Linked DNA regions of Homo sapiens: region 2 is linked to region 1. A link is a loop called in an ENCODE intact Hi-C map of the cell type or tissue named here. Cell type or tissue: CD4-positive, alpha-beta T cell. All regions are shown on one strand. Links, peaks and the distances in the headings refer to the core of each region. The heading gives the core; the rest is flanking DNA.

Region 1 (2,926 bases), core at 181-2,680:
TGGTCAAGCTACTCAACCTCCTGAAGCCTCAGTTTATCATCTATACCAAACTCATGGAACTACTGCAAATATATAGAGTAATCTTGACACACAAAGGCTGTTTGTCTTACTCTGTTCAATACATCTTTTCAACATCTAACAGAGTGCCTTAAAGTAGTAGTGAGGTAGGAGACCAGCAGGACTTTTTTTCCTAGTCCAGACAGGATGAAGTGGAAAAAACAGCCAGAACCAGCAGGTGGCGCTGAAAGAGATTGCTAGTTGCCCTCATTGCTCATTAGCATAATATATTCCCACCAGTGCCATGACAGTTTACAAATGCCATGGCAATGACCCGAAAGTTACCTCCTGTTTCCATGACAATGACTTCAAAGTTACTACTCCTCTTCTAGAAAGTTCTGCATAAACGACTCCTTGATTTGCATGTAATTAAAAATTAGTATAAATCCAGCTAGCCAATAGCACGAGTGCTAACTCTGGGCACATGGCCTTGAGTTAGCCATTATCCACAAAAAGCAACTCCAATTCAATAAGACATTGCTGTCTAACACCACTGGCTTGCCCTTTGGTTCTTTCCTGGGCAAGCCAAGAACCCTCCGCAGCTAAGCCCCAGTATTGGAGCTCACTTGCCTGCCTGCATCAGCAAAATTTGGTTATGGTTTAATTTGGTGTTGATATAGAGATTAGTTGATAGAAAGATGGAATGGTGTTGAAAGGATGATATGAAATGAACATCTGTGGATTAAATTCTCAGGAAGCAGGAGAGCCTGTCAGGCCTGTTGAAGAAGGAGCCCTGTGAACTGTGGCACTCATCTTCTCTGCCTTCAGCCTGCTTATCTGAGATACGAATTTAACTGCAGGTCGTTGGAGATAGGAGAGAGGAGGATGGAAGAGCTCCTCCCCCACTGACTTCCCTCCATTGGTTAAAGTGTAAAACTCCTCCATTGTATGACCCCATTATGCTTTCTCCACTTCATGTAGTAACATGACCTGCAAAACCTGATGTGTTGTCCATTCCAGACCAATAGCTTTCTATGCCTCAAACCCCCCTTGATCTTTCAAACCTCTGTTGATTCCACTCCCTCATTTAGAATGCCCTTCCATCATTTCTTCTTGCCAAACTTCCAGATCCTCCTAGAAGAACTCAAATGGCATTTCTTTTCAGGACCTTCTTGGATTTTAGCACAGTTAACTAGATCAACCCAGCACAGTCTACATGGTGTCACACTAGATATAAATGTATGCCCCATACAACACACTCGAGGAATTAATTTCGCCTTATTCCTCTCTGTATCCACAGCAGATGCCCCAGAGTCTGGCCCGGGATACTTCTTGTACAGCTGAAAAAAAATAAAATGGGGTGAGATCAGAGTTCCCTTAACCTTGACCTCCGCAGTAGACCATAAAGCAAGTATATGTTCCCCAGGGCGTCGACGCCTTTATCCTCGGCTCCCTTTCTGTTTCTGCTTTAAGTATTAACAAACTCAACACGGCTGTGGTTTGCCTTCCACGGCAATGGAAACTAGATTGGGTTAGAATTATTTTAATACTGAAAATAGGAAGAACACTGGTGAGTCATCCTCCTTAGTCACCATGGGGCCAAAGTTTAGGACAAACCAAGAGGGAACTCTGCCCTTAACCACATCTGAAATGGAAAATGTCCACTGGCTCTCATCCCCACCATCCTTTACCATGATTCTTGGACTGGGTTCCATAGGAAGTGTTATAGAGCTGTTTTCCATTGGCATCGAGGTGAAGCATGGGTGGAATGTACCACAGTGACGAAAAGGCAAGCAGTGAGGGTGCAACACAAGGTCCTAGAGTCACAGCCCTATTGTCAGCCGTCTTTTCCTGGTGTTTCTGTGGCCTGTCTCTAAAGGTACCAAATGCTTAGAAGGCTGAGTTGTAACCACCAACATTATTGTGTACACATATCTGTCCCCTTTCTCCTCGCAACAAGAGCAGAGAAACTCTAAAATTAAGACAAACGAATTGGTACACTCTCATGAGTTAACATGTATCTATTGAGGGCCTATTATGAGCCAGGAGTTAGGCATAGAGGATACCATGGTAAGCAAATATATCCACAGCCCCTACCATCATGGCAAATAGCATTGGCATGAGTAGAGTGAACCCTGGAACCAAATCGCCCATCTAACCTGATTATCAACTCTGCCATCTGTAATCCACAGAACCTTGAATAAATGGATTAGCCTCTCTATGCTTCAGTTTCCTCATCTGGAAAATGGGAAGGATAATAATAAATATCTACCTTTTAGAGTCATTATAAACACTAAATAACACATGTAAAGCTCCTGAAAAATAGTAAACTCTCAGTAAATTTTAGTCATTTGCATTTTAGTGAAGGACACAAACATTAACCAAAATGACATCGAAAGAAACCGACGTGATTATAAATGAGCTACAAGTGGTATGATAGTGAAGGTGAACACTAGGCATGCCTATATGAGACTGGTGATCAAAAAAGACTTCCCTGGGGAAGTATATTGAAAAGGTGGGGTAGGAGTTGTTTAAGGCAGAAGCTCTGCGGTGAAGAATACAGAACACATTCCAGAAACTGGAAAAGCAACGGAGCATCTCCCACAAGGTTTAAGGAGCCTGCTCCAACATGACATGAACAGATGAGCTCACATTGGATGGAAAGAGCACCCACACAGCACGCTCAGAGGGAGTCCGCAAAGGATGCACAGTTGGCCCAGGTGCAGGTCTCCATGCTCCTCTACAACACAGGGCCCAATTTTCCACCCTGGACTCTGAGTGGTTTGGAATTATCACTGGAACCCTTGCGCAAAAACTGTTCAATGCTATTTTAGTGTGTTAGAGTATCTGTATGTGTTTCACAGAGTAAGAGAAAGGCAGGCACCTGAGTAAGGAGGAAATAGTCTGATCTCACTCTCCCTGCCCATAA
Region 2 (2,926 bases), core at 210-2,709, 55 kb before region 1:
GAATCCAGTCTGTCTGGCCAGAGAGCCATGATTTTCAACCATCATACTAGGATGTATGATAAATTAAGCCTCTGTAATGCAGAATTTATGGTAGCTCTCCTTAAAAACTCTGTGGCTAGTTACAGTAAATGAGCCTATAGATAATCAAATTTCCATCTTTTTAGACATATTCTATAATGCAGATTTTTACTAATCAAGACTGTCCTTCCTTTCAATGGGAATTAAACTAGCTTTGCTGTATGTCATGGCCCATGAAAAGGGAGTTTCACTGAAGATTATGCATTTAAGAAAACAAGAAATGTCTGAGTCAGTGTTTCTTTTTGACCTCAGTCACCCTGATAAGGCTCTCCCTCCCAGCAAAATCAGACTAGAGCAGTGACATTCCCTTGATCCCCCTGGCTCTGCTCTAGTTCTAAGACATTCGCCGAGAACCCAGACACCAACTGAAGTGGCCAAACATGCAGTTCTCATGTGCCATTTAGCTCATTTTGAGGAAAGCAGCCCTCCTTGGCAGACATCCTTTTGGAACTCCGTTATTCTGAAAATTAAATGAACTAGCCAAATTGTTTTCCGTTCATCCCTGGCCTCTAGCACAATGCCTGGCTCATAGTAATAGCTTAATAAGTCTTCAATGGCTGAGAATGAATTAACAAATGATTTTTCCAGAACACGCAACTATATATATAGTTGAGAGTTCTGGAAAGAGAATTCTGTAGCAAGGAGGGTAAAATCTTCGAAATTACAAAAGTATTCCCAGATAAGGAAGTACTTTCTTCTCAAAGGAAGACTCCCAGCTAAAACCCCAAGGGCAGTGATTTACTGAAAATCTAAACTGTGAGTATTACCATGATTTAGAGGAGAGTTATGTTTCTATATCCCCCTATAGATTATTCACTCTATTCTTAATAGAGTATGTAGCTAACAGTAGCCAGGATCTTTACTAGTTTACACATTTAGCTTTGAAATAATGCCCATTCTTTTCAATGCTTCTTATTTAGCAATATCTTTAACACATATTATTTTTAGTCTTTTTTGTAGTATTTAAGAGCCATTTTTAATCCCTTTGTTTATATATATATATATATATGCACACATGTGTGCACAGATACCTAATAATTCACTTTTTCTGCTAAATTATATGTGATCTATACATATTTAAGCTCTTTCTAATCATTTTATTTTATTAAGCCATATCATTACCTGCTTAATAATGAAAAATTAATATCCAAAACTTTAAAGAAGGAAAGTTTTATGTGAAAAAATTATTTTCTTTATTTCCAAAGGAAGTATTTTTCATTGTTTTGCAAGAAGAGCATATTTCCCTAAAGCCCTACATATTTGTTAAACCTTACCTACACGCAGCATATCAGAAATTCATCCACTCTCTAAAGTGTGGTTATACCTGCTTAATCGCACATATTCAAACAATTTTAATTTAAAAATAAAACAATTTTTTAATGAAGCAGCAAAACATCTTTTCATAATTGAAGCGCAATAGGCGCACAATCAGAATTTTAGTAAAACTAAAAACTGGTAATAAAAATTAAATAAAAGAAGACAGGAAATAATATAAGGTTCTAAAAATTGGTAAGAAAACCATGCCAAATTACCAGCTTTTTTATATATTGCACTTATTATAGTGTAAGTGTTCTTTCCAGAAAAGTGAAGCAATACATTACATTACAAAGAATATAAGAAAAAGAAGAATGTGAAAGCATTTATGATCCAGGAAAAAACATTGTTAAAGTTGTGTAAGTACCCTTCTAATCTCTTATCTATGCACACACATACATACACATAAATAAATGCATAGTTTCCCTTCCCAACATTTAGCTCATATGGAACATACTGTTTTGTAACCTGCCAGGCCTTTTTAAGCCCTGAAATTCAAACTCAAGCCCTTGAGGCAAACTCTTGAAAAAAGGGAGGAACGGGCTTCAATAGAAATCTCACAAGAAAAAGCAAAGGAAGGAAAAATGGAGGGCACATGAGATCAAAGAAGACAGAGGATATGGAACTGAAAGGATATCACAAAGGAAGCAAAAGATAAAGACGGACTTTTTCAATTTAAACCCCATTTTCTAATTTTCTTAATTGCATCAACACTGCGCTATTGTGTGTTTTTAGAAATTCTACTCCTCAATTCAGTCTTCCTCTCCTCCTCTTCCTCCCCCCTTCTCTGTGACTGGGTAGTTCACAGCACAGTGTAGAGATGCCAACTGCTGGAGCCAAATTCAATTCCAAATCCAAACATAAGCAACGTTTGTGAATCGAGATGCTTTGAGGTTCACCCAACTCCAATTTTACCAATTCCCTCCAGGGAAATATTTCTCTTTGAAGCTTCTGTGTACCCAAGTGCATTCTGGGATGGAAGTTTGGGTTTCTGGTGTGGGGCAATTTACGTATAGAATGAATACACTCTGCACCTAACCCTCTTATTACCTCCTGTGTTCCACAGTCTGTGACAATGTATAGTAAAATCAGCACATGAAGGCATGGCTGGAAATCATGCCCCTTTTTGTTCATATGCGTCTAACTTCAAATTTAAAAGGCAAATAAAGAATATTGAATTAGCCCAGATGTTGTAAAGTTGGTATCCATCTTAATTTCTTCAGAAATACTCTTGAACTTCCAAAAAAAAAAAAAAATTGGAAAGGGAAGAGCTTAAAATGAAATTCATTTTAAAATGGTAGTTTTAAAACTGTTAATTGTATCAAACATTGTCTTGCCAATAAACGTCACAGGCCACAAACTGAAACTACAACAAAAATATTTTCTTCCCAAAGAAAATAAGCTGTTCAATTGTGTAAGTTGGAGCATGTTTTTAAATATATGGAACAGGTGGGGGTGCAGTTGAGCAAGTTAAAGGCAATCTACCTGGCCTGAAAGGCCTGAAAGCCCAACTGGAAAAAGAAATAAGCTTGAG

Evidence for each region. Peaks named below come from ENCODE experiments on the same cell type or tissue, not always from the same donor. Only the 100,000 strongest peaks of a DNase experiment are listed, where the experiment ranks them.
Region 2: a loop joins it to region 1, with 4 times the contacts of the local background. A loop is called at or near these places in 3 of 110 quality-filtered maps.

Annotation. Positions count from the first base shown.
Region 1 is chr9:108,468,297-108,471,222 of GRCh38, forward strand. No RefSeq gene overlaps it. Among named protein-coding and RNA genes, the nearest start is that of ACTL7B, 390 kb to the right of the region's middle. In CD4-positive, alpha-beta T cell, for the core only: no CTCF peak of the experiment used is centred there; a DNase peak (open chromatin) is centred at 1,535.
Region 2 is chr9:108,413,679-108,416,604 of GRCh38, forward strand. All of the region lies in intron 1 of LOC105376214 (a long non-coding RNA gene), which reads right to left. Among named protein-coding and RNA genes, the nearest start is that of ACTL7B, 440 kb to the right of the region's middle. In CD4-positive, alpha-beta T cell, for the core only: no CTCF peak of the experiment used is centred there; no DNase peak of the experiment used is centred there.